Linked DNA regions of Homo sapiens: all the other regions are linked to region 1. A link is an interaction called in ENCODE POLR2A ChIA-PET data of the cell type or tissue named here. Cell type or tissue: GM12878. All regions are shown on one strand. Links, peaks and the distances in the headings refer to the core of each region. The heading gives the core; the rest is flanking DNA.

Region 1 (8,514 bases), core at 2,817-6,816:
CTTTTTTTTTTTTGAGACGGAGTCTCGCTCTTTCGCCCAGGCCGGACTGCAGTGGCGCTATCTCGGCTCACTGCAAGCTCCGCCTCCTGGGTTCACGCCATTCTCCTGCCTCAGCCTCCTGAGTAGCTGGGATTACAGGCGCCCGCCACCGTGCCCGGCTAATTTTTCGTATTTTTAGTAAAGACAGGGTTTCACCGTGTTAGCCAAGATGGTCTCGATCTCCTGACCTCGTGATCCGCCCCCCTCGGCCTCCCAAAGTGCTGGGATTACAGGCGTGAGCCACCACGCCCGGCCTGAGAAAAGGCAACTCTTACACACTATTGGTAGGAATGTAAACTAGTACAGCCACTATGGAGAGCAGTATGGAATTTCCTCAAAAGCTACAAATAGAACTACCATATGATCCAGCAATCCCACTACTGGGAATTTATCCAAAGGAAAGGAAATCATGACATCAAAGAGACATCTATACCCCATATTTACCGTAGCACTATTCACAATAGCCAAACAGGGAATCAATCTAGGTGTCCAACAACAGATGAAGAAAATGTGGTATCTATACAAAATGGACTACTATTTAGCCATAAAAATGAATGAAATCCTGTCGTTCACAGCAACATGGATAGAAGTGGAGGACACTATATTAAGTGAGATAAGCCAAAAACAGAAAGTTAAACACCACATGTTCTCACTAATACATGTGGAAGCTAAAAAAAGTTGATCTCACAGAAGTCAAAAGTAAACACAGGATACTAGAGGTTAGGAAGGGTAGGAGGATGGGAAAAATGGGGAGAGAGCTAGACAGGAACAGAGTCTAGTGTTCTATAGCACTGTCGGATGACTGCAGTTAACAATAATATATAGCTTCAGGCCAGGTGCTCTGGCTCACTCCTGTAATACCAGTGTTTTGGGAGGCTGAAGCAGGAAGACCACTTGAGGCCAGGAGTTTGAGACCAGCCTTAGCAACACAGCAAGACCCTGTCTGTACAAAAAAAAAAAAAAAAAAAAAAAAAAAAAAGGGCCAGGCATGGTGGCACAAGCCTACAGTCCTAGCTACTCGGGAGGCTGAGGCAGGAGGATCACTTGAGCCCACGAGTTCAAGGTTACAGTAAGTTATGACTGCACCACTGCACTCCAGCCTGGGTGGCAGAGTGAGACAGTCTGTACAAACACACACACACACACACACACACACACACACACTACTGCTGTAGCAGTATCCTCCTCACAATGTCAGCCCATCTTAGCAACTTCCGATCAAACTGAGAGTCAAATTGAGAGACTGTAATGAAGGCCTTCATCGCCTTTGCACTATGAGACAAGAGATCTGACCTCTGCACAAAAACAAACAAAAACCAAAAAAAAAAAAAAAAAAAAAAAACCGCCTACAGCGCAAACAGCTCCTTGAGCTCCTTGTAGGTGTGGCTTGTGGGAATGGTCAAGAGCCAGGCATGGCGGCACGGGCCTAATGTCCCAGCTACTCAGGAGGCTGAGGCGAAAACTGCTTAAGCCCAGGACTTCATGGCTGCAGTGTACTATCATCCAGGGCAGTACGACAGCACCTGTGAATAGCCACTGCACTCCCGCCTGAGGCAACATAGCAAGACTCTCTCTTAAGAAAAAAAAAAAAAAAGGTACCCATTGTTTGCTCAGAAGGACGCTAATACAGACAGCAGCAACGGGGCTCATGAGAAGAATCAAAGCAGCAAAAATCATGGGGATGCAGCAATTCGGCATCCCCTTAAGGATCAGGCTGTCCTCCACTCCACTGTGAGATACAAAGTGTATAATGCATGGGACTGGCGTCCTACAAGATGATCTAAGTGCATACATACTGAAAAAAGATGCAAAGACTATACACCAAGATGCTAATGGTGTGGGGATAATGAGGAAAATTATTTTATTTTTATCTTTATGTGTTTTCTCTGGGTATACATACAAAGTTAAGATACCTTTACCGAGCTTTCTCCTGAAGAATTCCTTCTTGATGTAAGTGACTGTAAAGGTTCTGCCCTCAGAGATGTCTTATTTCTGGGAATCCAGAATGTGTAATGGACTCGGGGTACCTTTTCTACGTTTCATCTCCCAAAGAATACGTCCACACCCAGGTAGGCTGATGCTGACACAGCAGACAACACTGACCTCCTCCATGCAGAAGTTTAACAGGTGAAATACAGTTACTGACATCAGCAAGAATTGTTGTCTTTCTCTTGATTCTCTCAGGTTCCTCAATTTATAGGATCACTGAGGCTTCACAGATGTCAGCTGCTGATCAAAACAATCATAAGCCCACATCATGATAAGCTCAAGATAAATCTTTAGCCTTAAGTCAGGAATTCTGGGCCCATCTGCATGTCAAATACCACAGAGCCAGTGTCTTGTGAACACTGCAAACACTTCTGAAGAACTACTTTATAAGTTCAGGAGAGCACATCTCAGAAAAAAATGGAATACTTATTTCAATTTCTCACAATTAACTCTAATTTATGACATTGACATTCTCCTACTTAAAAGCTTCTGATGGTCCACCACTCCAGAACTAAGCTTCAACTTGTAAAAGGGGCCATGATCACTGTCCTCACCACACACTGAGGTCACCCTATGTTCCCACCAGAGCCGACTGCACTGGGTGTGATGAACAGTATCTATACTCTCTCTCCCACTGCACCGCCCCATCCTCACCCAAATCCCCTCAAGATCAAAATTCTTTATCTTGTAAAACTCCTGCTCAAACATTACAGTTGTAGGGGGGAGGGGGTTGTTTGTTTTTTGGTAAAGCATTCTTGACCCTTTAAGCCAAGAGTTGGCAAACTTTTTTCCCATAAAGAGCCAGACAGTAACTATTTTATGTTTCATGGGTCACATATTCTTCTTTGCTTATTTTTACAATCCTTTAAACACATAAAAACTATTCTTAGACCCATAGTTTGCCAATCTGTTTTAGATACTACTGCCATGCCGTGCTCCAACGTTTTTGGTAATGCATGGATGGAGTATGTTTCATCAGTTTAACTTCAATCAGATGAACTTTCAAAAGCCAAACTGAGGTTTCCCTTTAAAGATCTGTTCTTGCCTACATGGTCTTTAAAAGTCTATGCTGTGGGCCAAGCGCGGTGGCTCATGCCTGTAATCCCAGCACTTTAGGAGGCCGAGGCGGGCAGATCACGAGGTCAGGAGATTGAGACCATCCTGGCTAACATGGTGAAACCCCATCTCTACTAAAAATACAAAAAATTAGCCGGGTGTGGTGGCGAGCGCCTGTGGTCCCAGCTACTCAGGAGACAGACAGGAGAATAGCATGAACCTGGGAGGCGGCGCTTGCAGTGAGCCGAGATTGCGCCCCTGAACTCCAGCCTGGGCAACAGAGCAAGACTCCGTCTCAAAAAAAAAAAAAAAAAAAAAGTCTATGCTGTGAAAGATTTTATTATAAAGCTTAAAAATAATCCTCATTTGGGATACATTCCATTTCCAGGAGACACAGAGCTTTAAGAAAGTCACTCTAGGCCAGGCGCGGTGGCTCACGCCTGTAATCTCAGCACTTTGGGAGGCTGAAGCAGGCAGATCACCTGAGGTGAGGAGTTTCAGACCAGCCTGGCCAACTGGTGAAACCCCGTCTCTACTAAAAATACAAAAATTAGCCGGGTGCGGCCAGGCACAGTGGCTCATGCCTGTAATCCCAGCACTTTGAGAGGCCAAGGCAGGCAGATCACGAGGTCAGGAGATTAAGACCATCCTGGCTAACACAGTGAAACCCAGTCTTTACTAAAAATACAAAAAATTAGCCGCGTGTAGTGGCACGCACCTGTAGTCCCAGCTACTTGGGAGGCTGAGGCAGGAGAATCTCTCGAACCTGGGAGGCAGAAGCTGCAGTAAGCAGGGATCGCGCCACTGCACTCCAGCCTGGGTGACAGAGCGAGACGCCATCTCAAAATAAATAAATAAATAAATATTAGCTGGGTGTGATGGCGCGCACCTGTAATCCCAGCTGCTCGGGAGGCTGAGGCAGGAGAATCACTTGAACCCAAGAGGTGGAGGCTGCAGTGAGCTGAGATCGTGCCACTGCACTGCAGCCTGGGCAACAGCGTAAGACTGTCTTAAAAAAAAAAAAAGTCAATCTATCACCATGCTCAAGACAATCAAATTAAAACTACAACTAAAATTTTTCTAGAAACAGCCATTGGTCATTCGACTCAGAGGACATATTTTCCCCAAATACTGAAAATGTGCCTTTAATATTTACATTATGTCCTGTAAAATGCGTCTATAGCTAGGGTCCACCTTCTAGACCAATTTGGAAGTTTTTCTGTTCCAACAAATCCTCTTAAATAACTTCTCAGACATTTCCTTCCCTTGGAGGCTGCCTTGGAAGCCCTCTAGCACCTGACTAGTATGGTTCTTCTTTTCTTTTTTTTTTTTTTTGAGATGGAGTCTCGCTCTGTTGCCCAGGCTGGAGTGCAGTGGCACAATCTCGGCTCACTTCAACCTCTGCCTCCTGGGTTCAAGCAATTCTCCTGCCTCAGCCTCCTGAGTAGCTAAGATTACAGGCATGTGCCACCACACCCGGCTAATTTTTGTATTTGTAGTAAAGGTGGGGTTTCACCATCTTGGCCAGGCTAGTCTCAAACTCCTGACCTCAGGTGATTCGCCTGTCTCAGCCTCCCAAAGTGCTGGGATTACAGGTGTGAGCCACCGCACCTGGCCTAGTGTGTTCTTCTTTCACATCCATCTCCATTGCGAAACTTAGGAATGCTCCAGTATCAGCCTGTGGCAAACCAGGGACGTGGCCAAAGTGACTCTCTGTGCCCTCCCCTCCCACTTCCTGTCCATCCAAAACAACCGCCAAATAAATGCACAGTTATAAACACCTGGACCATGCATTCCATCCATGCATTCCTTCACCTCTAACAAAATAAAATTTCATTTCTTTCAGACGTGTCTTAAGGACTAGTGGAGCATAGAGGTATGCTGCCTCAACTTCCTTCCAGTACTGATTTGCATGTTGGAGTAATTATGCCAAGGCCATGGTGCTAGTTTTCCATTTCCTTTTTCGTAAAAAGGCCAACTAACTCACCATGCTCTACTTCAAAAGCTTACTAACAACATCACTATGCGCCTACCTTTCTGTGTGCCATAAAAACAGGGTGGAACATTTGCCAGCTGTAGGGATAAGAGAGCTCCCCTGGAGCTGTGGTCGCTGCCCTCATGCCTCACCACTAATGGCTTAGTTCTTTTAATACTCTGAAAGGTGAGGAAAAAATAACTGACAGAAAAATCCCCTACACAAAAACCCCAACTCTGCGGGAAGGAGGGCAGGTCCCTGTGAATCATCCACCCATCCTCCAAGTGAAAGGCAGCACAGGTGAGTGAGTTATCATCTAAAGATGGCCAAAGCAAGAGGACTGCTTGAGGCCAGGAGACCAAGACCGGCCTGGGCAGCATAGCAAGACCCCATCTCCACAAGAAAATAAACATGGCTAGTAGAAAGGGACACAGCCCTGTGGGGATGGCTGAGGAGGAAACTGTAGGACACAGGCAACAGGACTCCAGGTGCAGGCATGGAGAGACTGAGGCCCCAGGCCCCTGGAGAAAGGAGGACAAGGCAGCAGGCAGGACAGGCAGTGTCCAGGGGGAACAATGATGGCCTCCTGGGCAGGCAGGCTCCTGGGGCTGAAGCTGGGGCAGCAGGGAGACGCAAGACCTTATCAGGAGGAATGCAGGGTGCACTGAATGCAGTCAGAGGCCGTAAAGGGTTTTCAGGGAAGGGCAGGAGGCCACCTATGTTTAGATCTCTCTGACAGCAGCATGGAGAAAGGCCTGGAGAAAACTGGGGTGAAGTGGATAGACAAGTTGGGGCCACCGGCATCAGCAGAAGGCTTGCCTGGGCTGGGGACCAGGGACGTGGGAAAACAGGGTGCAGAAGTGAGCACCAACGACAGATTGTGAGAGAAGAGGGACCAAGAAATGCTCCCCAGTCTTCTAGCATCTGGATGGGGGTAGGGAGGAATCAAGAGCTTCACTAGAGACAGGTTAGGTGTCATTCAAGCAATAACACCCAGTGGCCCCAGTCATGCCCCATTCACTCACTCTCAAGGTTTGTGGACAAAACGCCTCCTTGTCCTGCAGGTCCGGGACAATGAGCCCCTCTGAGACCAGCTGTATGAAGCACTCCACTCTTGACCTCCCCCCAGCCCTGCCAGGCCCCCTCTATTCTTCTGGAATCAGCACATGGACTTCCCTGTCTTCAAGGTCTGCCTTAGAACACAGGCCTCATGACTACAGGGAGCTGCCCATATCATTTCCTGCCATGCCCTGGTACACAGGAGGGTGCCCGGCACATACCAAGGACTCAATAGCTGTTAAATAAATATGCAGGTCCGAAGCTGAAGCTCAAGGGGCAGCTTGGACTAAAGACATAAGTTTGGGGAACTTGGGAACCACAGCTGGAAAATTATTTTATTTTTCTAATGGTATCTACTCAAAAATTCCCATTCTGCTAACCAAAGTTTTGATGTAAATTATGGCATGTTGGGAAGGGTTTATCCAGACTGGCTTGATGGACTTCTGGGCACTCTAGCCTCCAAGTGCCCTCTGCTGTTTAATGACTAAAGAGACTGAATTTCTGTAGAAAGTACCTCACCTTATGAAAACATAAAATCTTAACAGTCATACATTCACTAGAAATCAAGAAGAGTATGGTGAATGAACAATTTCCAAGCCACGGTTTCTCAACCTTGGCGCAACTAACATTTTGAACCCGAAAACTCTTTGCTGTAGGGATATGCTGAGCACTGCAGGGTGTTCACAGCATCCCTCGTTCTACTTACCAATGCCAGTGGCATCCCCCACCCCACTTCTGAAGGTTTCCAGACACTGCAAAATGCCCCCTAGGGTACGAAACTGCACCCCACCCCCACCCCACCAACTCCATCTCTGGATGAGAACCACTGTCCCAGACCCAGTGGTCTTTCCATGTAACTACAACCAAGGAAACAGGAATCAAATTTAGTTAAGTTTGAAATGTTCACTTAAAAACAACTAGTCCAAATGACATCCTCTAGTGAAACTAAAAGTAAAACAGGTATGTACTCACACAAACCATCCCAGTGAGGTTTTGAACCATGACATCAAAACATGCTGACATTTCCTTTGAAGAGTCTGGGTCTAAATTGGACAATCTTCGGAAGGACTGCCTCACGCTCTAGCTGAGGGAATGCATGACTAACCTCTTCATTTCAACAGGACACAGGAAAACGTAGCCAGGTAGAGCATTCTTTCCCTATGTAAAACTGCATGGAATCACCGAGCTGGCTGCAGGCAGGGGCTCCCTGGTGCCTCACTGCTCACCAGCAGGGAGGAGAACCCAACAGTAGTCTTGGGCAGCGATGACTCAGCCACAGCAGAAGCCACAGAGGGCTTGGAGTCCAGCGGTGAGTCTCTACGCAAGGGGGCTCCCAGCATCCTGCAATCCACTCACCGAGGGCAGTGAGGGTCTCATCTGGATATCTTCTTCCACTTGTCACTGTCTTTATGCACATCGCTCTCCACAGAAAAGTGAGTAATTCTTACACACTTTAAATCACTTGGGACATTTTTAGTATCAGATTCCCACATCAGTTTACCACAGAGTTTTTGAGGTTTTACCTTTTTCCTTCCCATCTAAGAAGAGCACACACTAGAAAAGAAGCATCCAGTGAATCTCCTGGCCTCCAAACTCCCCCATGATGGGAGTGGTGATGGGGTGTCCAGAGTAAAATGTCTGATAATGAGACCAAAACTAGTTGCTAATTATCTAAATTATCTAAACCAAAGGGTACCAAATATGCATGGAGAACAAATACTCCCTTAAGCACCAAAAGGAAAGAAAACTGAAGGCAAGTAATTAAGGCATTAAAGATGTGTCAATCACAATACAAATTCTTCTACGTCCAGGGAAGGTCAAAATCTTTCCTTGTGTTCCTCAAAATATGGTGGTATAGACAAGAACCACTGGCATTTTTTCTGTCCTGGAGGATCAATTTTGGTGCACAGAAAGATTTTTAGAAGTTTGTAATATTAGAACATATATATTACATATCATACAGCAGAACTCAAAATTCATATGAATTTTAGAAAAAAAGGACCACAAAAACCAGGTATCAAGAACAGGGTTAGGTGTGATGTCTCATGCCTGTAGTCCCAGCACTTTGGGATGCTGGGGCAGGATGATTACTTGAGGCCAGGAGTTCAAGACCAGCCTGGGCGATATAGCAAAACCCTGTCGCTACAAAAAATACAAAAATTATCCAGTGTGGTGGCTTGCACCTGTAGTTCCAGCTACTTGGGAGGCTGAGGTGGGAGGATCACTTGAGCCCAGGAGGTTGATGCTCCTGTGAGCTGAGATCATGCCATTACATTCCAGCCTGGGCAACAGAGTGAGACCCTGACTCAAAAAATAAAAAAAGAAAAGGCTGCTTTAGGATATTGCGTTCTTGGCCCTCTGAAAGGGTACAAGTCACACATCCACTGTCCTCTGTT
Region 2 (8,514 bases), core at 380-4,379, 590 kb before region 1:
TTTTTTTGTAGACAATACTATATCCATCATACTGGCTTTTTTACATCTGAGTTCCTGGAGGACTGCACTCCCTTCCCTTGAGGTTAGGCATAGACAGCCATGTGACTAAGCTGAACACATCCTGTGAGTGAAAATGAATGCCATTCCCATGCTGAAGCATTTAGTTGCCTGTGCTTAACTCTCCAGCCCTGTGTTTTGCTCTCCTGACCCTAAGCACTGCCCTAAAACGGACGGCCACAAGACCAAACTGGCCTGGACATGGAGATCAGTTTCCACGGAGCCAATGAGCCCTCAAGCAGACTTGGTGTGAGCAGAAGTTTTTTATTGTGTTAAATCATGAGGATGTTGGTGGTATGTATTACCACAGCATAACACAGCCTAACCTAAAACACGCTCATGCAAATCAACAATCATAATAGAAAGCAGAAAGAAACTTGTATTTCCTCATACAGCAGACTGAAAGATCTGATGCTTGTTAGGGTTAAACTCAATATATTTAATTCGATGTTTCTTGACGAAGTCCTTAAATTAAAAAATTTAAGAATTAACTTTTTAAAAGTTCCCTTAAAACAGAAGCAAATTAAATTGTCTTTTGCTTCCATTTGCCCTTCATTTTATTTTCCCAAGAATCCATCACCGACCCTAAGAAAAAGTTCCCTATTCCTATGCCACAGCACTCAGTACCAACATTAAACATTTAAACAAATAATTATGAGTTCTTGTACTGTTAATCAATTATTTCATACACGTATTTTTTTCTTCCTAAGGAGCCAATAAACAACCTGCATACACACACACACACACACACACACACACACACACACACAAAATGTTATATAATTCTTTGATAACTTTTTTTTTTTTTTTTTTTTGAGACAGGGTCTCGTTCTGTTGCCCAGGCTGGAGTACAGTAGTGTGATCGATCATACCTCACTGCAGCCTCGAACTCCTGGACTCAAGGGATCATCCCACCTCAGCCTCCTTAGTAGCTGGTACTACAGGTGCGTACACCACACATGGCTGATGTTTTAATTTTTTGTAGAGATAGGATCTCACTATGTTGCCCAGGCTGATCTCAAACTCTGGCCTCAAGCAATCCTCCTGTCTTATTCTCCCAAAGTGCTGATATTACAGGTGTAAGCCACCATACCTGGACTACTTTATAATATTTCATGGCAGACTATGCACATAATGGGTACTCAAAAGCTGCTGAGTTTAATTCTTATGGATTAAATGAGTCCTGATTCTTCTCCCTCCTGTGGAACTAAGCTGGTACCACTTCATCCACCATGAAAACTAGAATATGTAACTGCTACTGAAAAATGCTGAATACAGCCAAAGACATGAGATTTCCTTCTTCAAGAAGTTGAACACGTGTTTAGGGAGACCACATTGGCCAAATACTTGTTTTCCCAAACTTCTCTGCAGCTAGAGATAGCCATCTGGCTTAGTTCTGGCCAGTTCTCATTAGTTAAAGTCTACTAGGTGGCAATGTAGTAGGGGGTAGGGGTTGGTAATGCCTTTGTTTATCATAAAAGGGGAGGCCGGGCACTGTGGCTCACACCTGTAATCCCAGCACTTTGGGAGGCCAAGGCTAGCAGATCACCTGAGGTCAGGAGTTTGAGACCTGCCTGGCCAACATGGTGAAACCCCATCTCTACTAAAAGTACAAAAATTAGCCAGGCATGGTGGCACATGCCTGTAATCCCAGCTACTCAGAAGACTGAGGCATGAGAATCGCTTGAACAAGGGAGGCGACAGTTGCAGTGAGCTGAGATTCCGCCACTGCACTCCAGCCTGAGTGACAGAAACTTCATCTCAAAAAAAAAAAAGGAGGGTGGGGGGGTAAGGACAGAGTTGCCAGTACAGTTCCTTCCTCCTTCCTTGAATGCAACCATGTAGCTGTAACTGTAAAACATTATCCTGTAGCTACAGGGTCTCAAACATGACAGAAAAGACAAAACTACCTTAAAATACCACCAACTCCAATATTACTGAACTGCTGATCCAAAGCTAGACGCTGCATACCTCCAAATTCCTTTCTTTTTTTTTTTTTTCTTTTTTTTTTTTTGAGATGGAGTCTCACTCTGTTGCCCCAGGCTGGAGTGCAGTGGCGCCATCTCGATTCACTGCAAGCTCCGCCTCCCGGGTTCACGCCATTCTCTGGCCTCAGCCTCCCGAGTAGCTGGGACTACAGGTACCCGCCACCGTGCCCGGCTAATTTTTTTCGTATTTTTAGTAGAGACGAGGTTTCACCGTGGTCTCGATCTCCTGACCTCGTGATCCACCCGCCTTGGCCTCCCAAAGTGCTGGGATTACAGGTGTGAGCCACCGCACCCTACCCCAAATTTCTTTTTGGAGAAAAACAAACCCCCTATTTGTTTAGGGCACTGTGTTAGGTCTTTGTGACGTTCAGCCAAAGCACTACTGACATAGGGGCCATATCAACTCAAAGCAATAAGAAAAATGGGAATGTGCTCCATTTTGTTTTACATATTAGTTCTTAATTTTGCCCACATATAAAAGAAGCATGAATTGTAAATCACTGTATAATCAGAAGACAAATTAAAACATTTCTTAGACACATTTAAAAAATCTTTTAAAAAAATCCTTGCCGGCAGGAAGTCCGTAAAAAATTTTTTTAACATCAATATGGTTCCAGAATAGTTTTGCCCTTGTATCTACCAGGCAGAGAACCAACCTGAAATCTGAGAGGCCTACTTACGTACCTCCCACATGAGAAGAATCAGGTTTACAAGTTTAAAACAGCAACAACTTTACACTATGTTTCAAATCTTCCTGAACAGAACTTGATCCCTTCTGTAAAACAAAAGAAGTGTGCCCTTACATGCATTCTATTCCTTAAATCACAAGCCACTTACTTAACACATAGGTATGGTTTCCAAATGTTAAAAAACAAAAACAAAAACAAACTACAAAGCCAAGTTGTGACAATAAATGGCTGTCCTCCAAGTATTTTGTACTTTAGAAATATTCACAAAGTCACGTTTCACTTTTGAAAGCAGCTAGGCAATTATTTCATTCAACATAGAAAAAGGATTTGATAAGATTGAACAATTTATAATTTAAAAACTCTTGGCCAGGCATGGTGACTCATGCTTGTAATCCCAGCACCTTCAGAGGCTGAGGCAAGAGGCTTGCTTAAACCCGGAAGTTTGAGACCCGCCTGGGCAAACATAGCAAGACCCTGTCTCTACCAAAAAGCCCCCACAAAATTCCTATAGCAAACTAGGATTAGAATGGGATGTCTGTCCTTGATTTGATAAAAATCACCAACCCCCGCAAAAAACAAGAATGCACCCAAAGCCAAGGAATGTATAAAGAGATTCTAAAAATCAGAGAGAAATACAAGTTAAAACCACAATGTAGTATCACCTTAGGCCTGTTAGATAGGGAAAAGGCAGAAAGCTCTGAAATGTTGGCAGAGAAACGGGAATACAAAAACTGTGGTGCACTATTGATGGAAGCAGCCATCTAGAAGAACAATCTGACATTTCCTGTGACCCATCAAGTCCATTCCAAGCTATATATCCCAAAGAAACTCTTACATTGCTCCATAAGGGGACATGCATGAAGATGTTGAAGCATTTTTTTTGTGGTGACAGAGTTGGAGAAAATTAACATGTGCACCTCTGGCGAGCAGACTGGTAAAATGTGGTAGATGCATACATCTCACTGCTATTCAGCAGTTAGATGCAATATATTAAGCGCACAGATAAGACATATGTAATATTTACATAAAGTACCAAACATACCAAAATAAACTATGTAAGAACACATACACATACTAAACACATTAAAACAGTAACGTGGGGTGGAGGGTAAGAGTAATGACATATGGAGACTAACAGGAGTAGATAAAACAAGAAGATAGTCTCACATGGATCAAAGATAATGTGACTCTTCACAGCTGAATTTATGAGAAAGCATCTAAGAATATGAATAGGAAGGGGGAACTGTTATTGTCCCATAAATATAGTAAAATCTGTTTCACTTTTGAATAAAATAATTGTTACTGGTATAGTAGGTGAACTAATGTAATACGGTGAAAAATAATTTACTTGTCTAATCCTTAGAATAAAAAACTTGTAAGGCACAAGTTGTGGCTAAAAAAATCTTGATTCAGGCCAGGTGCGGTAGCTCACGCCTGTAATCCCAGCACTTTAGGAGGCTGAGGCAGGAGGATCACAAGGTCAGGAGTTCGAGACCAGCCTGGCCAATATGGTGAAACCCCATCTCTACTAAAAATAAAAAAATTAGCCAGGCATGGTGGCGGGTGCCTGTAGTCCCAGCTACTCAGAAGGCTGAGGCAGGAGAATCGTTTGAACCTGGGAGGCGGAGGTTGCGGTGAGCCGAGATCGCACCACTGCACTCCAGTCTGGGTGACAGAGTGAGACTTCATCTCAAAAAAAAAAAAAAAAAATGTTTATTCAGTAACTTTCGGCTAGTCAACTATATGGTAGGCATTAGCAGGGAATAAAAGAAACAGAAAAGTGTGGTGTCAAACCTTCAAGGCACTCATGATATACACGGGGTGCTAACGGGGGAATAGCAACTGAAACAAGGGGCAATTCCTGCCCCAAGAGAAAATCAGAGTGAATACTCTAATGCTGTCCAATAGGTGTATAATGTGACATACATATGTAATTTTCAATTTTCTAGTAGCTCCATTAAAAAATGTAAAAAGAAACATATTTAATACGTTAAATTAAATACCATTTTATTTAACTCAATATACCCCCCAATATTTCAATGCATAATATAAAAAGGCTTTATATCCTATTTTTGAAATACTGTCTTTGAACTGGTTTATCTTTTATACTTACAGAACACCTAAATTCAAACTAACCACGTTTCAAGTGCTTGGTAGCCCCACATGTGGCTAGTTGCTACTGTGCTGGATAATGCAGCTCTAGGCACCCAAAGGACATGATCACATTTGGGTGAGATGAAGGAAAAAAGGTACCCCAAGATGTGAAGGGATGGAGTCCTCAAAGGGCAAGTAGGAGAGTTCTTATGAGAGATGAAGGACATCTCAGGCCAGGCACCACCCAAGAAGAGGTAACAAAGCTTGGGTGAAAAGGGGAAACGCTACTCTACTACAACAACCCACCATTAGCCAAATTTACCGCCAATTTTTCAAGAAGCCTATCAATCTTAGTTTGTTATTTATAATAACAAGTACTAGCTAAATTTTAAAGACATGTATTGACATATGTAAACACCTAATCCAAGTCTGGTTATAAATCATGGCTGCATTTACTTCCCCTCCCTCTCCAAACTCCATTAATATGAAAGTAAAGGAAAAAAATATAAGGCATAAGGAAAAAAGCCACAAGACAAAGAAAATAAAAGTGGTAACAGATATACTTTCAGAAACTAAAAAAAGAAGGAAAATGACTTAACACATATAAGAAAGATTAATCCTAAGCCAGCTATGGAGATATTGGAAAATCCTGATTTGTATTATAGAACTCTCAAAAGGTTCAGGAACTGGTAGTACAAGTACCTCTAGAAGTGTGAGTGAAGTAAGCCTGAAACAAGAAGATCTATCAGTCTGTTAAATAACAGACCCCCGGGTCTCCTCTCCCACTCAGGCAAAAAACTGGAGGTTCTTTAGAAAGGGCAAAATGGAAAGTCTCTGGGCTTGGGGACACAGGGCACAACTGAGGGCAGGGACACTGAAAACAAGCAGAGAAAGCAGAAAGCCACAGATCTTTCCTTCTGCCCTCTCCCGACTCAGCTCCCTGGAACATGGGCATTCCGTGCTTGCCTAGGCCAAGTGATAAGACTAAATATATTGGTATCAAGAGCACCACAAAGAAATAACAGTGTGTCCCACTGTTGTATTCAAGATCCATCCAAATGCACAAAACTTCCAATCAGCCTTAAACAAACAGAAAAATAAGCAAGACTCAAAATAGCATTCTCTCTCTCCAAATCGGAGTGTCAGATGCTATATAAGACAGAAAACAAAATTCTGAGGAAAAAGGGCATTCAGTCTAGAATTCTATATGCAGCCAAAATATCAATCAAGTATGAGAACAGAATAAAGATGTTTGCAGATATGAAAGGATTTTAAAAATTTACCTCTGAGCAACTTTCTCAGAAAATCACTGGAGGAACTGCTGCAATGAAACCTGGGAGTGAACCAAGGGGAAGAAAATGGATCGAACAGGAAAGGCAAAGGGAATCCCTAGGATATGGGTGAAGGGAGATCTCAGGATGACAACTATGCAGCAGAACAGACAGACAGAACACAAGGCCAGCCTGACAGAGATGAAAGTGACTGAATGCCTGATGAATCTGGCCACAGAGGAAATTGAGAAAGTGAAGTCATAAAAATCTAAGTAAACAAACAAAAAAACCAAGACACAACTTGAATGATGTTATTCTCTTTTGATTTAAAAAAAAAAAAACCATGAGGCACAGCCGAGTGAATTTGTCCACAGTTAAATCTCAAGACTAGTTTCAAATTCCAGTCTATAACTCTAAATTCTAATTTCTCCTTTTATATGTTGTTCCTTCTTTTTTGCTCCATCTTATGAGGTCCATTCTACCTCTTCAGAATCTTTATCTCGATCAGTCTTAGACTCTCATTTTTGTCTTCCACTTTCAAGCCCAGACTCTTTCCATCACACATCCCTTCAGGAAAGTAGTGTAAGATTGTGGCCAGGCGCTGTGGCTCATGCCTATAATCCTAGCACTTTGGGAGGCCGAGGCAGGTGGATCACTTGAGGTCAGGAGTTCAAGACCAGCCTGGCCATGGTGAAACCCCGTTTCTACTAAAAATACAAAAATTAGCCAGGCGTGGTGGCGGGTGCCTGTAATCCCAGCTACTCGGGAGGCTGAGGCAGGACAATCACTTGAACCCAGGAGGCAGAGGTTGCAGTGAGCCAAGATCATGCCACTGCACTCCAGCCTGGGCAACAGAGCAAGACTCCATCACAAAAAAAGAAAAAAGACTAGAGTTATGTAAAATTCTATGAACAAAACCTGTGAATTCAACTTCTCTGATTTTATATTAAATTCTACCAATACAGATTTTTGTGTCAAATGTCCATACACAAACCCCACAATATTTAGGTCCAACAAAAAGCAAATGCCTGTCAACAAGAAATACAGAAAAAACACCTGCTTTGTTTGAGCTTCAACACTGAACTTCAAGGTCCCACATAACCCACAGAAACAATGTCTTATCTAGTGCACACAGAAGTACACAAGACCAACCATAGTTGAGCAGCTTGAGTGGCTAGAGTGTAGTGCTAGCGAACTCTCGGCTGAAGACAAAATTGGATGCCCCTCCCACCTCCAAAAAAAGGCCTTTTCTTTCAAAGCCAACTTCTGCCCTTCCAATTGTTCTGTACAAGCAGGTGCAGACGGGTGAGTACAAATTCCTTATTACTTTTGCAGACCAACTCCAAGCACAACCTTTAACTTCTTGTGTGAGACAGGACATTAAAGCTTCCCAGGTAAGAGATTTATTTTCTCCTTCATGTTTAATTTGAAATTTGAAAATGGATATGAGACAAATGAATTTTCTGCTTTAGTCCTCCCAGTGGTGATCAGAGGGTACTGCATTCCCTGACTCCTTTTTCTTTTTTAACCAAAGCCACAAGTCACGGAATATTCCCTGACTCTTACTAGGAATTTGTTCCAGCCCAGGAAAAAATTCCAGGCATAAAATTTGGCTATATCTTAGAATAATAAAATGCAGGCCGAGCGCAGTGGCTCAAGCCTGTAATCCCAGCACTTTGGGAGGCCAAGGCAGGCGGATAACCCAAGGTGAGGAGTTTGAGACCAGCCTGGCTAACATGGTGAAACCCCATCCCTACTAAAAATACAAAAAATTAGCTGGGCATGGTGGTGTGTGCCTGTAACCCCAGCTACTTAGGCTGGCAGGCGGAGGTTGCAGTGAGCCAAGGTCACGAGATTGCACTCCAGCCTGGCAACAAGAGTGAAACTCTGTCTCAAAAAAAAAAAAAAAGTAATAAAATGCAGAACAATCCTCTTTGCAATCAAATAGTTAATATTAATTTTTATTAGACTGTATAAGCCTCTATGTAATTACAATGTAAATCATGCACCATGTAAGTCTAAATAGTTATACAATGTATATATCATGAGCTACATAACTTAAATGACCAAAATTCTATTTACTGCAAATTTCAACCTTTACCTCATTTACATACATAAGATAAGGATGCTCAAATTGAAGTCTATAAGATCTTTCCCTGAAAACTGACTAAATATTTTCATGAATTCTTCAGAGATCAACTTTTTTTTTTCTTTCTTAAGATACATAGTTTCACCATGTTGTCCAGGTCGACTGGAACTCCTGGCCTCAAGTGATCCTCTGGCCTTAGCCTCCTGAGTAGCTGAAACTATAGGCCAACTTTTTTCTGATAAGGCCCAAACAGCTTGATTCAACAGGTTGTGCTTAGAAGTTGACAAGCTGATTAAGCCGGGGCACAGTGGCTCACGCCTGTAATT
Region 3 (8,514 bases), core at 4,110-8,109, 600 kb before region 1:
TTAGTAGAGACAGGGTTTCACCGTGTTATCCAGGATGGTCTCGATCTCCTGACCTCGTGATCCACCCACCTCGGCCTCCCAAAGTGCTGGGATTACAGGCGTGAGCCACTGCACCCGGCCTATAGAACTGTTTTTTAAGTCACGGGACAAATCTTCAAGAAGACATGAAACCCAAATGTAATAAAGAAAAAGATTAAATGATTTTGCCACATAAATACTTAAAAACTTCCCTAAAACAAGAAAGACATCATAAACAGTTAAAAGGAGTAATCTAGGGAAAGATATTCATAACCTACATTAACAGACACATCAGACAGATGACTGAAACATAAAGGGTTTAAATCACTAAGATTAAAAAAAAAGAAAAATGAATAAAGGATATAAACAGGAAACTTGTTTTATTTTTATTTATTTTAGAGAGTGTCCTCTGTTGCCCCGGCTGGAGTACAGCGGTACAATCATAGCACAATGCAGTCTTGTACTCCTGGGCTCAAGTGATCCTCCTTGCCTTGGCCTCCCAAAGCACTATGAATACAGGCATGAGCTACTGCGGGTGGCCAGGGAACTTGCCTCAAAAAGAAATTATGAATGACAAAAATATATAAAAAGATCATAAATCTAAGTAGTGAAAAGGGAAAAAGCAACTTCTGGTTTTCTCTACACCCTTTTTTTGTCCATACGTGCTATGGTTTGAATGAATGTCCCCTCCCAAACTCATGGTGAAACGTAATTGCTGTTGCAGCAGTACTAAGGCATGGGGCCCTGGAGAGGCAATCAGATTGCAAGGGCTCTGCCCTCTTTTCTTCCTTTCTCCTCCTCTTCCCTTCCTTCCCCACTCTTTGCCCTTCCATCACGCCCTTCATGTATCAAGAAGGCCCTGGCCAGATGCAGCCCCTGGATCTTGGACTTCCCAGCCTCCACAATTGTAAGAAATAAATTTCTTATCTTTATAAATTACCTAGTCCCTGGTATTGTGTTACAGCAGCAAAAACAGATTGAGACCTTCAGATAGACAAAAATTATCTACAGTGTAGAAGCATGTACGAAAATGAACACTCTATTCCATTTTGGTAGAATAATAAAGTAGGTACATCACTTTTTATTCAAAACCAATTTAGTAGTATCTATTACAATGTCAAATAGTCATCCACTTTCACCCAGGACTTCCATTTCTAGGAATTATCCTACAGAAACACTTAACAAGGACACGCAATGCTAAAGAATGTCCACTGCAGATCTGTTTGTAACAACAAAAATTTAGAAACAACCCTAATGCCCACTGATAGGAAATAAACTATGGTACCACCATAGCCAGGAAGACTATGCTGCCTTTAGACTAATATGTCAGATCTATGAGTACTAAGACCCAGACATGGTCAAGGTACATTACTAAGTAAAAAAACTGTCATCATGTTCCATGAGTCCCTTTCTGTTAAAATTTTTTAAAAGTTAATGTCTATATAAAAAACTCTGGGAATATACACCAAACTGCTGAAAGTGATTGTCTTTGAAGAGACAAATTTCAAGGAACTTACTTTCTACATAATGAATTTCTATATTTCTATAATGTTTACATTTTATATGTCATATCTACAATAGGCAAAAAAAACCCCACAAGAGTAAAATGATTTTGTTCAAAGTTTTTCCTTTTTTTTTTTTTTTTTTTTTTTTTTTTTTACTTTAAGTTCTGGGATACATGTGCAGAACGTGCAGGTTAAACAGGTATACATGTGCCATGGTGGTTTGCTGCGCCCATCGACCCATCAGCTACATTAGGTGTTTCTCCTAATGCTATCCCTCCCCTTGCCCCTCACCCCGACAGGCCCTGGTGTGTGATGTTCCCCTCCCTGTGTCCATGTGTTCTCATTGTTCAACTCCACTTACGAGTGAGAACTTGTTCAAAGTTTTAAAAAAACTGAGAAACTGAGAAAGTTTTTAAATTAAACCACTCTGCTAGTCATATTCAAGCATTTCTAGAGAAAGAACCTACTAGAAGTAAACACCACAGGCCAGACTCTAGATAATGTAAATCAGGTAAGGTAAATGGAAGAGGTTCGTCTGTCTCAACGCTCTCTTGGCCCACCATCTCTGCCCACATGAGGAAGCTGGCAAGTAGCCACCTGGAACTGGTGGGAACTAAGAAACTCAGAGGTCTCACCGTTCCTTATCTCAAGAAAGCTTTAATCAAGGACAACAAGGACAGCTCCGCCCACACAAGCTGTTTACAGATTCCAAAAGCAGTCTATAAGGCAGCTCAGCAACAAGGAGTCTTAACTAAAAATCCACAAGAATTTTATCACTAAAATTAATGAATTGTCAAAAGGCAAATTTCTGGCAACAGTCTTTTAAAATTCCAGTTAGCACAGTCCAGTGCTTCCCAACCTTTTCCAAGTCTCCGCACACACAGGAAATGAAAATATTTACAGGGCACATTGCTGCAAACAGAGGATGCATGCTGACAGATGACAGACCCAGGGCTCATGCTCTTGCAGCCCCAGGCCTGGTGGGCTGCAGGCATGAATGCTACGCCATATGTGTCACAGTCTTGGCACATCTATCAGAAGGGTCTCGCACAGGGAGAGCATTTGTTTTAAAAGCTTCCTTCAAAAGTATTACTACATTCAGGCCAGGCATGGTGGCTCACGCCTGTAATCCCAGCACTCTGGGAGGCTGAGGTGGGTGGATCACCTGACATCAGGAGTTCGAGACCAGCCTGGCCAACATGGTGAAACCCCCTCTCTACTAAAAATACAAAAAATTCGCTGGGTGCGGTGGCGTGTGCCTGTAATCCCAGCTACTCGGGAGGCTAAGGCAGGAGAATCGCTTGAACCCAGGAGGCGGGAGGTTGCAGTGAGCTGAGATCACGCCACTGCACTCCAGCCTGGGCAACAGTGAGACTCTGTTGCCAACACCACCTCCCCCCCGCCAAAAAACAGTATTATTGCATTCATTTAGCAAATATTTATTAAGTACCTAACAGGTTCCAAGCACTGTGTTAAGTTCTGTCATCTTCCCCTACAGACTGGAGACAGCCTACAAACTAGAGAAGGAGACAGACAAACGAGCAATTCCAATACAATGTAAATTGTGCCATATAAGGGGAGTATCGGGATTTTTATGGAATCCCATGCCTGGGGAAAGGGGATTTGTCAATGATTACTTCTCAGAAATGTTCCCTAAACAGAAGAGTAAAGAGTATTTCAGGTACAGGGAAAAGCAGGCGCAAAGACCTAAATGCAAGAAACTACATCAAAGGTTGGGCACGCTGGCTTACACCTGCAATCCCAGCATTTTGGGAGGTTGAGGCGGGCAGATCACCAGGTCAAGAGATTGAGACCATCCTGGCCAACATGGTGAAACCCCATCTCTACTAAAAATACAAAAATTAGCCGGGCATGGTGGCGCACGCCTATAGTCCCAGCTACTCAGGAGGCTGAGGCAGGAGAATTGCTTGAACCCAGGAGGCGGAGGTTACAGGGAGCTGAGATCACACCACTGCACTCCAGCCTGGCGACAGAGCTAGACTCCGTCTCAAAAAAAAAAAAAAAAAAAAAAAAAGAGGCAAAACAGGCTCTGTACCATATGAGTATAACAAGAGGAGGGAGTTAGTTTTGTGGTTTTAATGCATGTATTTTTGATTAATAGGAACGGGGCTGAGCAGAAAGCCATTTCACAAAGGTTAGGAAAGTATGTGCCTTCCTACACAATAACCGATTAAACATACGCTATGAGAAAAGTAGAGAGATTAAGAAACTTCTTGAAGATAAATCTGTAAATATTGACAATAATATTGATTAGCAAGTAACATGAGCTCATACACATAAGTGTATACCTGAAGTTAAAGACAATTTTTACTGTGGTAGCAGACATTTGCTACTGAAAAAGAACAAAACATTACCTATTTTTAAAGGTAAAGACTATTTAAACACTCTATGATATTTCCAACGTTTAAAGTAATGGGAAAGCAAAAGAACTCCCAGATGGGCCAGGCGTGGTGGCTCACGCCTGTAATCCCAGCACTGTGGGAGGCTGAGGCAGGCGGATCACGAGATGAGATCGAGACCATCCTGGCTAACACAGTGAAACCCCGTCTCTACTAAAAATACAAAAAATTAGCCGGGTGCAGTGGTGGATGCCTGTAGTCCCAGCTACTCGGGAGGCTGAGGCAGGAGAATGGCGTGAACCCAGAAGGCGGAGCTTGCAGTGAGCCGAGATTGCACCACTGCACTCCAGCCTGGGTGACAGAGTGAGACTCTGCCTCATAAAAAAAACAAAAACAAAAACAAAACAAAAAACTCCCAAACACCTAATATATGTTTCATGTTCTTTTGAGAAAGCTTAATTAGGCTGGGCGTGGTGGCTCATGCCTATAATCCCAGCTACTCAGGAGGCTGAGGCAGGAGAATGGCTTGAACCCAGAAGGCGGAGCTTGCAGTGAGCCGAGATTGCACCACTGCACTCCAGCCTGGGTGACAGAGTGAGACTCTGCCTCAGAAAAAAAACAAAAACAAAAACAAAACAAAAAACTCCCAGACACCTAATATATGTTTCATGTTCTTTTGAGAAAGCTTAATTAGGCTGGGCGTGGTGGCTCATGCCTATAATCCCAGCACTTTGGGAGGCTGAGGCGGGCAGATCACCTGAGGTCAGGAGTTTGAAACCAGCCTGACTAACATGGTGAAACCCCACCTCTACTAAAAATACAAAAAAAAAAAAAATAATTAGCCAGGCGTGGTGGTGTGCGCCTGTAATCTCAGCTACTCAGGAGGCTGAGGCAAGAGAAACGCTTGAACCTGGGAGGCGGAGGTTGCAGAGAGCCGAGACCATGCCACTTCACTCCAGGCCTGGGCTACAGGGCAAGACTCCGTCCCAACCCCCGACACCCCCCTAACCCCCCAAAAAAGAAAAAGCTTAATTAGTGAGGCATGGTGGCTCATGCCTGTAATCCCAACACTCTGGGAGGTTGAGGCAGGAGGACTGCTTGAACACAGGAGTTCAAGACCAGCCTGGGCAACACGGTGAGAACCCTGTCTCTACAAAAAAATTTTTTAAACATTAGCCGGGTGTGGCAGTGCATGCCTGTAGTCTCAGCTACTCGAGAGGCTGAGGTGGGAGAACTGCCTGACCCCAGGAGGTTGAGGCTATAGTGAGCCATGATTGAGCCACTGCACTCCAGCTCGGGTGACAGGGCAAGGCCCTGTCTTGAAAATAAAATAGGTTGGGCACGGTGGCTCATGCCTGTAATCCCAGCACTTTGGGAGGCCAAGGCAGGTGGATCACGAGGTCAGGAGTTCGAGACCAGCCTGACCAACATGGTGAAACCCCGTCTCTACAAAAATACAAAAATACAAAAAAAAAAAAAAATTAGCGTGGTGTGGTGGTGTGCGCCTGTAATCCCAGCTATGTATTACAAATTTATATTATGTGGTTAGAACTTGACATGTAATACATGTAATACATAGTAGCTATATATTACAGGCGCTATGGCTCACGCCTGTAATCCCAGCACTTTGGGAGGCCGAGACGGGCGGATCACAAGGTCAGGAGATCGAGACCATCCTGGCTAACACGGTGAAACCCTGTCTCTACAAAAAATTAGCTGGGTGTGGTGGCGGGCACCTGTACTGCCAGCTACTCGGGAGGCTGAGGCAGGAGAATGGTGTGAACCCGGGAGGCAGAGTTTGCAGTGAGCTGAGATCATGCCACTGCACTCCAGCCTGGGTGACAGAGCGAGACTCCATCTTAAAAAAAAGAAATAAGGCCTATATCTATATTCTTTTCTTTCTCTTACATGGAAATAAACAGAGCAACTGTCATAACAGAAATAAGCATAACTGGTATTTACCTCTCTGCCTGTAAGGATATGTCTTGCCAATTTTACTTTTGCAAAATTCCCCTTGCCGATTGTTTTCAACAGTCTGTAGTTTCCGATGTGAGGTTGTTCATCTGCACAGGAGGCTATAGAGTTTCTACACCGAGCTCCTGAGCGGCTGGTACGAGAGGTAACTTCTTGACGCCCATCTCCATGTGACGTGTGCTGCAATACAGCATACACAAAGATAAGGAAATGAGAGAACACAGAGTACTTGCCAAGTTCTAAGAGCTTCTAATTGAAGAAAAAACATTCCTACTTTAATTTTAATCTTAAAGTATCTAGCACTTCAAAGGAATTTAACCACATAATATAAATTTGAGGAAAATAAAAATTCTGAGACGAAAAATACGAAGTGTTGAAGTTCAATTGAGTGTTCAGGAAGAAATTAGATATTTTGCATACGTGGCTGTCATATAAAATAGGAGTAAAAGGGCTACCTTCTGGTTATACAGTGCTTAACTTTTCCATATGTTAGTAAGTGCACCTGCACACCTGAGCCTCACTACAGCCCGTGCAGCAGGGGAAAAGCTAATGTCACCATTCACTAGATAAGGATACAGCCACATAACTGTTCAGGGGGAAATCCATAGAGAATCTGGATTCCCGATTTCCTTCTATACTACACTGCTAACAGTAATTCAAAACAATGTGCTTTACAGAAACAGCTAGACTGTGTGGCCCTTAATAGACGACCCTTGTTGTATAGATGAATAAAGTACTCAATATGCTTACTTAATAAAGTACTCAATATGTCTCTACCCTATGAAATATTCAGGCCCAAGAATTACACTTCTGTGTACACACTGTGTACATGGCTGTATGCGCAGGCATCCTGCTACTACTGCTCCCTTGGCCCCCACACACACTCAAAGGATTAGATGTCCCAATCCTTTCCCCATTGTGGCTGTTAACTCCTGCCCAAGGGAGGCTTCTCATTCCACATGCACTCACAGCCACTTTCCACCCCCTTTACACGTTTCTCTTTTCCAACTTTCTGTCCAGGAAAATGTCCTGTCTTTCTCTATATACCTATAAATCAAAACAAGCCTGATTTAACTAATAAACTGCTTTGTAATTTACTCAAATCAAAGGAAATGAAACTCAGGTGTTTTAAAGTGAAAGTAAGCTTTAAAACTTGCGCCATCTACCTCTGAATTTCTCAAAAGATGTCCTTTTCAGAATTTCCTCATTAGTCTCCATCTACTTCTTCATTATTTCTCTAATATTTTCACATTCACATACCAGGTTAGGGGATAGGCTCTTGTCTGTTTTACTCAGTTATCACATAATATGGCATCTCAACAACAATTTCTGTTTTTATTGCAAATGTCTATTTTAGATTAAACAGGCTTTTTATGACCTCACTGCAAATCTAGGCAACTTGTAAACATTGTTCCTCTAACAAAAATGATTCTGATTTCCATATTAGAACTTTGGGAAAATAGACCATTTATAAATATGGAGTTGATAAAAGACTAAAATGATAATAAAGCTTTGACACTAAGGCTTTAATACAAAAACAGGTAGATTTTGTTGTGCACAAGATGCATGCTGTTGTAATGCAAATTATTACATCAACTGCAGTCTAGTTTTAAAAGAAGCTGGGTGATCATGTTTATGTTTATTTCTACATGATTTTAATTACACTAGAATTTAAGTTTCATGAAAACAGTAACAGGAATTTATTATTCCTTATATCTTAGAACAGCAGTTGGTACAAAACTGCTACTCAATAAATATTAGAATGGCTGAATAAATGATATAAATGCTAACCACTATAGTGTTCAGAAGGTTAAAAATAAGGGAAATTTCTCTTTTTTATCTTCTGAATTTCTTCATTCATTCATTGAATATTTACTGAGTTACACACACACACACACACACACACACACACACACACACACACACACAACCAGGCACTATTTAAGGTGTGGTAAAAAGCAGCGCATAAAGCAGTCCATATCCCCATGAGGTATGTATCAAGTGGTTTTACTATCTGTGCAATGAAAACATATTCACTGAATTTATACTACTGGCCAAAATTTTTGTTAAAAAAGCTTTTTGCAATGTAAACATGTATTTTCAAATTTACATGTTTCATAAATTCAACCTTCATGTGTGAAAGCTGATCATACTAATTGGGTCATCCTATTCGTACTCAACTAAATCAGAGCTGAGGGGCAGGGATGGGGTGGGGGGCCAGGGGAGGGGGAGGGATGTAACATTGCTCCAAGATTATAATTCTCTGTAAGCCTGGCTGCTGAAACTGCCTATTGTAACCTGAAACCAGTTTATCTAATGGCTACTGAAACAACTTGTTGCTGACTCTAAGACCAGTATTACCCACCACTGTCACTCACCAATCAGGGCTTGCCACCTCCCCAAAACTTTACTAGTGCCAATGACCTGTCTTTCAAAATATGTAACACTTCTCTTTATAAAACCTCCATCCTTTACTTTGTTCTTCATACATACTGAAGACCACCCTGTGGTCTGTGTGCCCCAAATTGCAATTCTTGCGTCCCAAATAACATATTTTAACTTCAGAGATTCATCTCTACGTTTTATTTGACTTCAATATGTGTTTTCTATAATGAGGCAGTCAAATTGATGAAATAATAATTTTCATGCAAACCAAC
Region 4 (4,000 bases), core at 1-4,000, 120 kb after region 1:
TGGAGACAAGAGATCTAGCTAAAACTTGGCTACTGTAATAACTGGCTATGGGACCTTAAACACTTGACTTTACTTCTGTAGACCCCAGTGTTTCTACCTCTAAAAAGGAAGAGTTGCCTAGGAAAACTACACATAAATTATTTGCTCACATGTTCATTTTTTCTGTCTCTCCATTACAGTATGAGATTCCTGAACCTTTCACTCCTGGTACATTCCCAGACAAAAAGCTGTTCAATATAAAACGTAAATGAAAACTCAGTAGATAAACACGAATTCCGTATAATCTGAATTGAGATACTTTTGGACAGAACTTGTTACCACAAATCTAAGATTCACCTAAAAGAATAAATATAGAGCCAGGTACACTGAAAAGAATGAAGTCCAGGCACAAAGTATGTATGAGTTTAATGTAAGTGAAGGAAAAAATATAATCCAATAATTTCAGTTGAAACAACGATGTAAAAAAGGAGAAGACGACAGAAGACATCAGTCTGTTTGTAATGTGGGGGTGGGAGAGGGGTTCCTAGCATGACAATACACCAGATAAACTGTGGCATAGCTAGACAACGGTATATTATTCAGCACTAAAAAGAAATGAACTATCCAGCCATGAAAAGAGACAGTGGAACCTTAAATGCATATTGCTAAGTGAAAGAAGCCAATTTGAAAAGGCTACATACTATATGATTCCAGCTGGAAGGCATTCTACAGAAACAGTAAAACGATCAACAGTTGCCAGGGTTTAGGAGGCAGAGAGGGAGATGAACAGGTGGAGCACAGAGGTTTCTTAAACCAGTGAAACGATGATAACTACATTGGTGGACAGGTCATTATACATTTGTCGGAATCCACAGAACATACAACACAAGAGTGAAGCTTAATGTAAACTATGAATTTCGGGTGATAAGAATGTGTCACTGTAGGCTGCTTGATTGTAACAAACGTATCCCTTTGGTGGACTCCAGCGCAGGATGTTCACACTGGGGGAGGGTGTGGGTGTGTGGGGGCAGAAGATAAATGGGCACTCTGTACCTTCTGCTCAATTTAGCTGTGAAGCTAAAATGTCTCTAAAATATAAAATCTATTTTAAACAAGAAAATAAGAAATGTATTAAGGGGCAAAAATCTTCACTATTGCTTTTTTTAAAATGACAGCTTGAGCCCAGGAGTTCAAGGCTGCAGTGAGCTATGACTGTGCCACTGAGCTCCAGCATGGACAACAGAGCCAAGATCCTCTCTTAAAATGTATGTATTTTATTTTACTGATACATATCAGATGTACATATTTCCAGGGTACATGTGATAATTTGATACATTCATATAATCAAATCAGGGTAACTGGGATATCCATAATCCTAAATATTTACATTTTCTCTATATTAGGAACATTCAAAATTATTCTCTTCTAGCCCCCGCCTCCCCGTTTTTTTTTAATAGAGGGGAGATCTATGTTGCCCAGGCTGGTCTTGAACTCCTGAGCTCAAGCATCCTCATCTCTGCCTCCAAGTGCTGGGACTACAGGCACATGCCACGCACCCAGCTAACTTTTGGACTTTTTGAGAGACATGGGGTTTCACCATGTTGCCCAGACTGGTCTCAAACTCTTGAGCTCAAGTGATCAGCTCGCCTCAGCCTCTCAAACTGTTGGGATTACAGGGGTGAGACACCGCACTCAGCCCTCTTCTAGCTATTCTGAAATGTACAATTCAAGGCCAGGTGCAGGGGCCTGCGTGTGTAGTCCCAGCTACTTGGGAAGCTGAGGCAGGAGACTCTCTTGAGCCCAGGAGGTGGAGGTTGCAGTGAGCCAAGATCGCACAACTGCACTCCAGCCTGGGCAATAAGAATAAACCTCTGTCTCAAAAAAAAAAAAAAGAAATGTACAATTCATTAATGTTAAACTAGAGTCATTCTACGGATCAGGTTTTTTAAAAAACAGAGTTTAAAAAAAGAACTAAGATTATAAATATTCATCAATAGGTAATACAGGTAATTTTGTTTAAAAAAAGGCTAAATTATGATACATCCATACTAGTTACAGTAAAAAAAAATTAGATAACTGTAGATATACTGAGATGAAACAAAGTCCCAGATGTACTTATGAGCAGACTGATAACAGTTCACATTTTGTGGAAAACAATTATATATTATGCATTATGTACTATTTGAATTTTCTAAAATAGCATTTATTTTTATAATTACAACATAACTTTATAAGCTTTCAGTAACCCTAAGAGGCAGAACTCTGAACAGCCACTTTGAAAAGAAGAGGAAAAAAAAAACACACACACACACACAAGAAAAGCCAGGGATCTCCAGACATCCTATACACAGTTTTTTAGTATCTGCTAGAAATATGTCCTAAATCACTTATTTCTACTTAATGTCAGAATAAATGCTGGACAACCAAGACTTCCATATTCTTCCAAAACTGAGACACCTAAATTTTCAATAGAGTAATTGTTAAACATACTGACATATCCATGTAATAAAGTATTACACCTAGTTATTTAAAACCTTTATAAGCAGTTTTAACAACGTGGAAACTGCTTAGGTCCGATGCTCAGGAAGACAATACACACATACACACACACAGATAATCTATCATCTCACTTATATAAATACATACAAAAAAAATTGGAAGAAATACCCCAAAATGTTTAACGATTATCACCTCTGGGTGATGGAATAATAGGTGAATTTTTTTTATTCTTTATACTTTTATCTATGAACTTTCAACAATATGTAAATATTACTTTTAGGTAAGTGTTTGTTTTGTTTTTTTCCCAGAGTAGAAATCATTGCTCTTTCCTGATAGAAAATAATGCATTTCTACAAAGCCGTCCTCATCCTGCCTTCTCGCTAGTGGACTTTGTTCACTCTCAGTGCTCCGTGTTTACTCGGTTAATAAATGGAAAGACAGATGTATTCTATAAAGTCAATCCTTTTTTATGCCATCTAAGGAAAACCCCTAGGTCTCATGCACCCCAAGGCCCTTCCACCCTAACAACTCGATTTCCCTGAAAGGTATGTCTGGAAGCCCTTCCGTGACAAAGTAAATAAATCTTGATATTTCTCTTCAATTTTCATAACGTGAACACTACCGATGAGCCCTTGCTTAGTTCATCTGTCTTCCACTGCCTGACACTGACAGGTCATTTCCACGGGTTTGCTATGCAGCCGCTTGAGGTTCAGACTCCGCAGCGGGTTGGGGGCAGGGGTGCTGGGGCCTCCCGTGCGAGTTGGATTCTGGAGGAAGACAAGGAACCTGTTCCTAGCGCTCAGCCGGGTCCTGCGATGGCTGTGGCTGTGACTATGGCCAGGAAAGAGGCAGAGAGGCGGGATACGGTCAGAGCTGCGGGGGCTGGGGCGGAGAGGGCTGCTCCCAGGTCACGGCGCACCCAGGCGCCTCCCCCAGCTGCCAGCCCCACCTCGGCTGCTGCTCCACAGCAGGAGGGTGCAGCCCCAGCCCCCGCAGAGCTAGGGACTGGTGTATGGGGAGCAGGCCGGGTGCCCCGGGATGAACTTGAGGCCCAGCACTGCCAGCTTCCAGCTGTGGGAAGGGCTGGTGGCAAGAGGGACCCGGAAGCAGCACTGGGCCCGAGGGCGGAGATCAAGGGACATCTCCCTAAGCGTGGCCGAGCGCACTGGCTGCCATCTCCAGGTCAGCGGGGGCCACATTCGCGCACGGAACATCAGCGCGCCCCCAGAGGAGAGCTTGGCCCAAAGCATCCTCCGATTCCCAAGAGAAGTTGCCCACATTGCTTGGGACCCCCGGGGAAGCCCCGCTGGTGGAACAGTAGGGGTCAGCACCCCAGGCTGACCAGGGTCTGGGATCGGGGGGACCTGCGCCCAGGTGGCCTCCACGCTGGCGCTGCTCTGGCTTCTTTTCCGTGCTCCACCTCTCCAATTCTGAAACCAAACCTGGACTCGTGGCTCGGGAGTCTGTTTTTCTGGCCGGTTCTTTTCTGACAGTAATTCCAGGACAAGGGTCCGTTTCAAAG

What was found. ChIA-PET counts read pairs that join two places held together with the same protein. Peaks named below come from ENCODE experiments on the same cell type or tissue, not always from the same donor. Only the 100,000 strongest peaks of a DNase experiment are listed, where the experiment ranks them.
Region 2: POLR2A ChIA-PET joins it to region 1 with 5 read pairs; 1 of 35 experiments calls an interaction of 5 or more read pairs at or near these places.
Region 3: POLR2A ChIA-PET joins it to region 1 with 10 read pairs; 1 of 35 experiments calls an interaction of 5 or more read pairs at or near these places.
Region 4: POLR2A ChIA-PET joins it to region 1 with 9 read pairs; 2 of 35 experiments call an interaction of 5 or more read pairs at or near these places.

What each region holds. Positions count from the first base shown.
Region 1 is chr14:102,804,418-102,812,931 of GRCh38, reverse strand. The region is part of intron 1 of TRAF3 (TNF receptor associated factor 3); the gene reads right to left. Among named protein-coding and RNA genes, the nearest start is that of TRAF3, 31 kb to the right of the region's middle. RefSeq lists silencers at 1,170-1,279, 3,089-3,248 and an enhancer at 7,142-7,231. In GM12878, for the core only: a CTCF peak has its summit at 6,594 (motif pointing left); a DNase peak (open chromatin) is centred at 5,137; H3K4me3 peaks cover 2,354 bases; H3K27ac peaks cover 3,212 bases.
Region 2 is chr14:103,393,257-103,401,770 of GRCh38, reverse strand. The region is part of intron 1 of MARK3 (microtubule affinity regulating kinase 3); the gene reads right to left. Among named protein-coding and RNA genes, the nearest start is that of MARK3, 12 kb to the right of the region's middle. RefSeq lists a silencer at 382-501 and an enhancer at 1,222-2,021. In GM12878, for the core only: no CTCF peak of the experiment used is centred there; no DNase peak of the experiment used is centred there; H3K4me3 peaks cover 144 bases; H3K27ac peaks cover 873 bases.
Region 3 is chr14:103,402,599-103,411,112 of GRCh38, reverse strand. It overlaps MARK3 (microtubule affinity regulating kinase 3), which reads right to left. Exons shown (of 18, transcript NM_001128918.3): 2 at 5,846-6,037. Among named protein-coding and RNA genes, the nearest start is that of MARK3, 21 kb to the right of the region's middle. RefSeq lists a silencer at 8,103-8,202. In GM12878, for the core only: no CTCF peak of the experiment used is centred there; no DNase peak of the experiment used is centred there; H3K4me3 peaks cover 685 bases.
Region 4 is chr14:102,683,357-102,687,356 of GRCh38, reverse strand. The region is part of intron 3 of RCOR1 (REST corepressor 1); the gene reads right to left. Among named protein-coding and RNA genes, the nearest start is that of TRAF3, 92 kb to the left of the region's middle. In GM12878, for the core only: no CTCF peak of the experiment used is centred there; no DNase peak of the experiment used is centred there.